Linked DNA regions of Homo sapiens: region 1 is linked to region 2. Evidence: read pairs that join two places in POLR2A ChIA-PET (ENCODE). Cell type or tissue: Panc1. All regions are shown on one strand. Each heading gives the region's core, and the rest is flanking DNA. Links, peaks and the distances in the headings are about the cores only. Region 1 overlaps ITGA1 (integrin subunit alpha 1). Region 2 overlaps ITGA2 (integrin subunit alpha 2).

Region 1 (2,914 bases), core at 100-2,599, 58 kb after region 2:
ACCTTTAATGTAGCAAGACATGAAACAACTACATTCTGGTGATGAAGTTTATCTAGGCACTTATTTAGGATTAAAAATGAAATTGATGATCTAGGGGGACAAGATGGCTAACTAGACACAGCCATCTCTCCCACTAAGAGATCCCAAATTATCAAGTAAATAATATAATTTGGGCAGATCTGATCTCTAGGGAGAAAACACCGCAAGTGTGTGGAGAGGCAACACAGATGCTGAGGCTGAAGAGGGAGAAGCTGGGAACCCTGCGTAGGGTACCTGAATGCTTGGGCTACTTCCTGGCCCTAAATGGCTCCTGGAGAAGGGGTGAGGGAGGGGACTGAGGGACAGCTCACTCTTGCCACAGACATCTGGGATCTAAGCTACAGAGTACCCAACATCTCCAATGGATGTGTGAGCTGGCAGGTGGATTTTCCCAGGGAGCAGGTAGAGACAGGGCTTCAGCTAGCATGGAGCCCAGGAGCTTTTGTGAGCAGAGCACAGACATAGGTGCCCATCCCCTCGGACTCCCCATCTCCTTCAGAGAGGCTCTAGCCCCAGGTGACCACAAGCCAGGAGAAAGCAGGCATTCCCCATGGGACTGGGGCATGTCTGTTCTGCAGCCTCTCCCGCCTGCCAGACCCTCCCAGAGTCCCTGCCTAACTGCCCCACAGGAGCATGTGCACAGCGCAGTCTCTGCCGCCCAGCCTGGGTGCTGCGCCCCACCTGAGTACTTTCCCTGTGACCTGGGAGGACTTTGGATCCTCCAAAGCAACCAGAGCCTGACTCTGAGCTGCGGGGTGTCCTGGAGACCCAGAGATGGCATGTCCGTCTCAGGAGTACCAAGCTGAGATCTATGGCTGGCACTCAAGTAGGGGAGGAGCCCCCATCTCAGAGCACTGAGATGGGTAACAAACATGGATTCGTGGGCCAGCGTGGGCCAGCACTGGAGTAGGGCATGACTCCCTCCACAGGGCTGGTTCGGAAAAGGTGTCACCTATCTACCTGCCATGGCCTCTGCCCGAGAGAGCCTGTGGCCCAGAACACCTAACAAAAGAAACATGGGTACAGTGCCAGTGATTGGAGGAGGCCTCTCCCTACCCACTGCAGAGCACCCCTGCAAACATGAGCAAATACAAGAGTGGCAAGACTAAGAGCCTATCTACTGCCCATTACCCTTAATTGCCCTCTACTGGATCACAGCTCAAACAACAACACCAAAAATTACTTTGCTAATAAACACTCCTGTGAGCATACACCCACAAATAAAGATCCTGTACAGAGACTTGGCCCTCTGAAAGCATCCAGAAACAAACCCAAATGACTACACTCAACTTACACCACAGTTGAAGAACATCAGTCCCCCAAGATGAGAAAGAATCAGCACAAGAACTCTAGGTAGAGACAGGCATCAAAGAAACATACCTCCAAATAATAAGAGTCATCTGTAACTAATCCTAGCCAATATCATACTGAATGGGCAAAAGCTGGAACCATTCCCCTGGGGAACTGGAATAAGACAAGGATGCCCACTCTTACCACTCCTATTCAACCTAGTACTCTAAGTCCTAGCCAGAGCAATAAGGCAAGATAAAGAAATAAAGACATCCAAATAGGAATAGAAGAAGTCAAGCTATCTTTTTTCCACTGGTAATATGATCCTATACCTAGAAAACCCTTAAGACTCTGCCAAAAAACTCCTAGAATTCATAAATGACTTTAGTAAAGTTTCAGAATATAAAATAGGGGTACAAAAATTAGTAGCATTTCTATACACCAATAATGTTCAAGGTGAGAGTCAAATAAACAACACAACTCAGGGCTGGGTGCGGTGGCTCACGCCTGTAATCCCAGCACTTTGGGAGGCTGAGGTGGGCAGATCATGAGGTCAGGAGATCGAGACCATCCTGGCTAACACAGTGAAACCCCATCTCTACTAAAAATACAAAAAAAAAAAAAAAAATTAGCCGGGCATGGTGGTGGGTGCCTGTAGTCCCAGCTGCTCAGGAGGCTGAGTCAAGAGAATGGCGTGAACCCGGGAGGCGGAGCTTGCAGTGAGCCAAGGTCGCGCCACTGGACTCCAGCCTGGGCGACAGAGCGAGACTCCGTCTCAAAAAAAAAAAAAAAACTCCATTTACAGAAGCTACAAAAAACACTGAAATATCCAGGAATACAGCTAACCAAGGAGGTAAGAGATCTCTAAAAGGAGACCTAAAAAACACTGCTGAAAGAAATCAGAGATGAGACAAATAAAAGAAAAAACCTTTCATTTAATATCATTAAATGGCCATACTGCCCAAAGCAATGTATAGATTTAACACTGTTGCTCTTAAAGTACCAACATCATTTTTCACAGAATTAGAAAAAACTATTCTAAAATTCATGTGGATCTAAAAAAAGAGCTCAGGTAGCCAAAGCAATCCTAAGTAAAAAGAACAAAGCCAGACCCATCACACTGCCTGACTTCGAACTCTACTATAAGGCTACGGTAATCAAAACAGTATGATACTGGTACAGAAGAGCCACATGGACCAGTGAAACAGAATAGAGAATTCAGAAATAAAGCCACATACCTACAGCCGTCTGATCTTTGATAAAGCCAACAAAAACAAGCAATGGGGAAAGGAATCCCTAGTCAAAAAATGGTGTTGGGATAACTGGCTAGCCATATGCAGAAGAATGAAACTGGACCCCTAACTTTCCCCATATATAAAAACTAACCAAGACAAATTAAAGATTTAAATATAAGACCTTTAACTATAAAAATATTATAAGAAAACCTAGGAAATACCCTCTCTGACATTGGTCTTGGCAAATAATTTTTGGCTAAGTCTCTAAAAGCAATTGCAACAAAAACAAAAATTGACAAGTGGGATCTAATTAAACTAAAGAGCTTCTGCACAACAAAAGACATTATCAA
Region 2 (2,914 bases), core at 164-2,663:
ACATGTAAATATCAAAAGAAATATAAATATTTTTTCTGTTAATTATTTTAGTATGTGTCATTTTTCTCTAAAGATATTTAAATATTCAACTTTATAAAGAAAATCCACAAGATAAAATTATTAATCAAGTTTAGTATTTCAATGGACACATTTACTTCACAGTTAAAGAAAAGGGAGTAATTAATACAAGCAAATATACAGATATATATTAAAAAGTGAGTTGAATTTATTGGTCAAAAATGTTTTATACTATAAAATTAAAATTTTAGAATACTAACCAATATTGAATATTGTTTTAATCTATTTTGAAAAAATCTAATTTTCTATCAGTTAAAATGCCACATCAATAAATAGTATGAGGAGAATTTGGAAAATTAAAAATCAATATTTTTTTAAAAGGGGACTCTAAAACACTACTCCAGATTTTCTCCTTTGGCAATAAAAGACTTTGTTATTTTAACCAACTCTCCCACTGAAGATCACTGAAAAATTGCAAGAAATATAAAACAAGATATTTAAGATGTCTTCTAAAGCATCAAATTGCTAAGAAGATGGGGTGAAGAAAGAAGTTCAGAGAAATGACTCAGGCAGACAGTTGGATCACTTTTTTTTTTTTTTTTTTTTTTTAGAAAGGGCCTTGTTCTGTCATCCAGGTTTGCTACAGCCTTGACCTCTTAGGCTCAAATGATCCTCTTGCCTCATCCTCCGGCGTAGCTGGGACTACAGGCATGCAGCACGATTCCTGGCTAATTTTTTAAATTTTTCTTTTGTAGAAACAGAGTCTCGCTATATTGACCAGTCTAGGTTCAAATTCCTGGCCTCAAACAATCCTTCTGCCTTGGCTTTCCAAAGTGCTGGGGAGTTGAATCACTTTTTGTCTTGCTAGAGGACAGTGAAGAAAGCGATTTGCCAATCCTAAAAAGGATCTGAAAAGTGAAATCCAAGACCTGTCAAAAGTGGGGTATCTGATAAATCCCAGGAATAGAGTTTATGCTCAAAACCACTGCTCCTTACATGACATGTGAACCGTAAGTAAAGCAGCCCTTGAATGAATTGTCTGGGTAACCTATAAAAAATCAAGCCCTGAAATTGTATGAAACTGATAAGGAATTCTAGTACCTCCAGGGCACTGCTTCAATTAGCAATAATCGCACCTCAGATAAACCTCATTGGTCATCACACTGCCACTGCAAAACTTCTAGGGTATTGTCTCAATAGAAGCAAATGAAAATGCTTTATTGCTGGGTGTGGTGGCTCACACCTGTAATTCCAGCACTTTGGGAGGCTGAGGTGGGTGGACCACTTGAGATCAGGAGTTCGAGACCAGCCTGGCCAACATGGTGAAGCCCCATCTCTACTAAAACTACAAAAATTAGCCCAGCATGGTGGTACACACCTGTATTACCAGCTACTCAGGAATCTGAGGCAGGAGAATCGCTTGAACCCGGGAGTTGGAAGTTGCAGTGAGCCAAGATTGCATCACTGCACTCCAGCCTGGACAACAGAGCTGGACTTCATCAAGAAAAAAAAAAAAAAAAAAAAACAAAAAGAAAAAGAAAAAAAAGAAAATGCTTTATGTAGAAAAATATCACCCAAGCCTCAAACAATTTTGTCAAATAATTTTTTCTAATATAACGTCTAGCTAAGATAAGCAGGCACCAGGGGAAAGAAAGCAACATAAATGGGAACCAGCACTAACTTTACAAAAGTTGTGAAGGGGACAAGCTAAACTTAAACATCTTAGCAAAGAAATTTAGAAAAGAACCAAATAGAAACTCATAAACTGCGAAATATAATAACCATCATTAAGAACTCAATGAATGTTTTAACTCCAGAATACACACTGTTGAAACAAAAATTAGTAAACAGTAATATAGGATAAAAGAAACTAACCAGAATGAAGTGTAGGCAGACATATGGAGGGACAATACAGTAGAGAGAGTAAGAAACATAAAGAATTATAGGATAATCACACTCATGAACATGAATACAAAAATTCTAAACAAAATCCAGCAACCTATAAAAAGAACATGTGGATCAACTTGGGTTTATACCACAAATACCAGGTTTTCATCATATTTTAATATCAATCAATGTAATTTTCCACATTAATAAAGAAGAAAAATTTATGTAATAACCAATAGATGCAGAAAAATATTTATAAAATTAATACTCAATTGTCACTTTAAAAAATCTCTTAGCAATCTGGTGATGAAGAACTGTGTGATAAAAATACTATACTATTTACTGTACAGTGGTGAAAACAAAAGAACTATATCTATGTGCAACATATAGATTAATCTCACAATTGCAATGTTAAAAAATTCAAAAACAAAATAATATGTATTGTATAATTGTGTGTGTGTATACTTAAAATCTAGCAAAATTAAACCCTTGAGTGTAGATGGTATATTTAACTAGTAGGAGTATAAATGAAAGCAAGGAAATTATTGCCAAAAAAATAAGACTAGAGAAATGGATTTGTGATTGGAAAAGAACATATAGGGGACTTCTGGGATCCTGGAAATCTTTTATTTTTATTTTTTTATCTGAGTTGTGCTTACACAACATTTTAAAAAATTATGTGTTAAGCTGTGTTGGGAGACATGCTTCCATGGAGATCTAACACACCTACATATCTGCTGAGTATGCCTGAGATGCAAGACCCTGATGACTGTTTACCATAGCATTTCTCAGGGATGTCTTTGCAGTGAGCATCTTTGAAGAATGAGGTAACATCTCCCTGTGGGACAAAGAACAGGCTTTCTGACTTGCTACAAAACAGCAGATTCACCATGCTCAGTGTTCCTTTTCTGTAATGCAACTTACTGCATGTTTAGGCATCTATCTGGGCCCTCTGTGTTGCCCCTCTGTGTCTTGGTGGGCAAAGGGTATCAACACAGATATGCTGATC

What was found. Peaks named below come from ENCODE experiments on the same cell type or tissue, not always from the same donor. Only the 100,000 strongest peaks of a DNase experiment are listed, where the experiment ranks them.
Region 1: POLR2A ChIA-PET joins it to region 2 with 10 read pairs; 9 of 35 experiments call an interaction of 5 or more read pairs at or near these places.

Annotation. Positions count from the first base shown.
Region 1 is chr5:52,941,741-52,944,654 of GRCh38, reverse strand. All of the region lies in intron 26 of ITGA1 (integrin subunit alpha 1), which reads right to left. All of the region lies in intron 3 of ITGA2-AS1 (ITGA2 antisense RNA 1), which reads left to right. Among named protein-coding and RNA genes, the nearest start is that of ITGA2, 46 kb to the left of the region's middle. In Panc1, for the core only: a CTCF peak has its summit at 1,174 (motif pointing left); no DNase peak of the experiment used is centred there.
Region 2 is chr5:52,999,527-53,002,440 of GRCh38, reverse strand. The region is part of intron 1 of ITGA2 (integrin subunit alpha 2); the gene reads right to left. Among named protein-coding and RNA genes, the nearest start is that of ITGA2-AS1, 11 kb to the right of the region's middle. In Panc1, for the core only: no CTCF peak of the experiment used is centred there; no DNase peak of the experiment used is centred there; H3K27ac peaks cover 1,158 bases.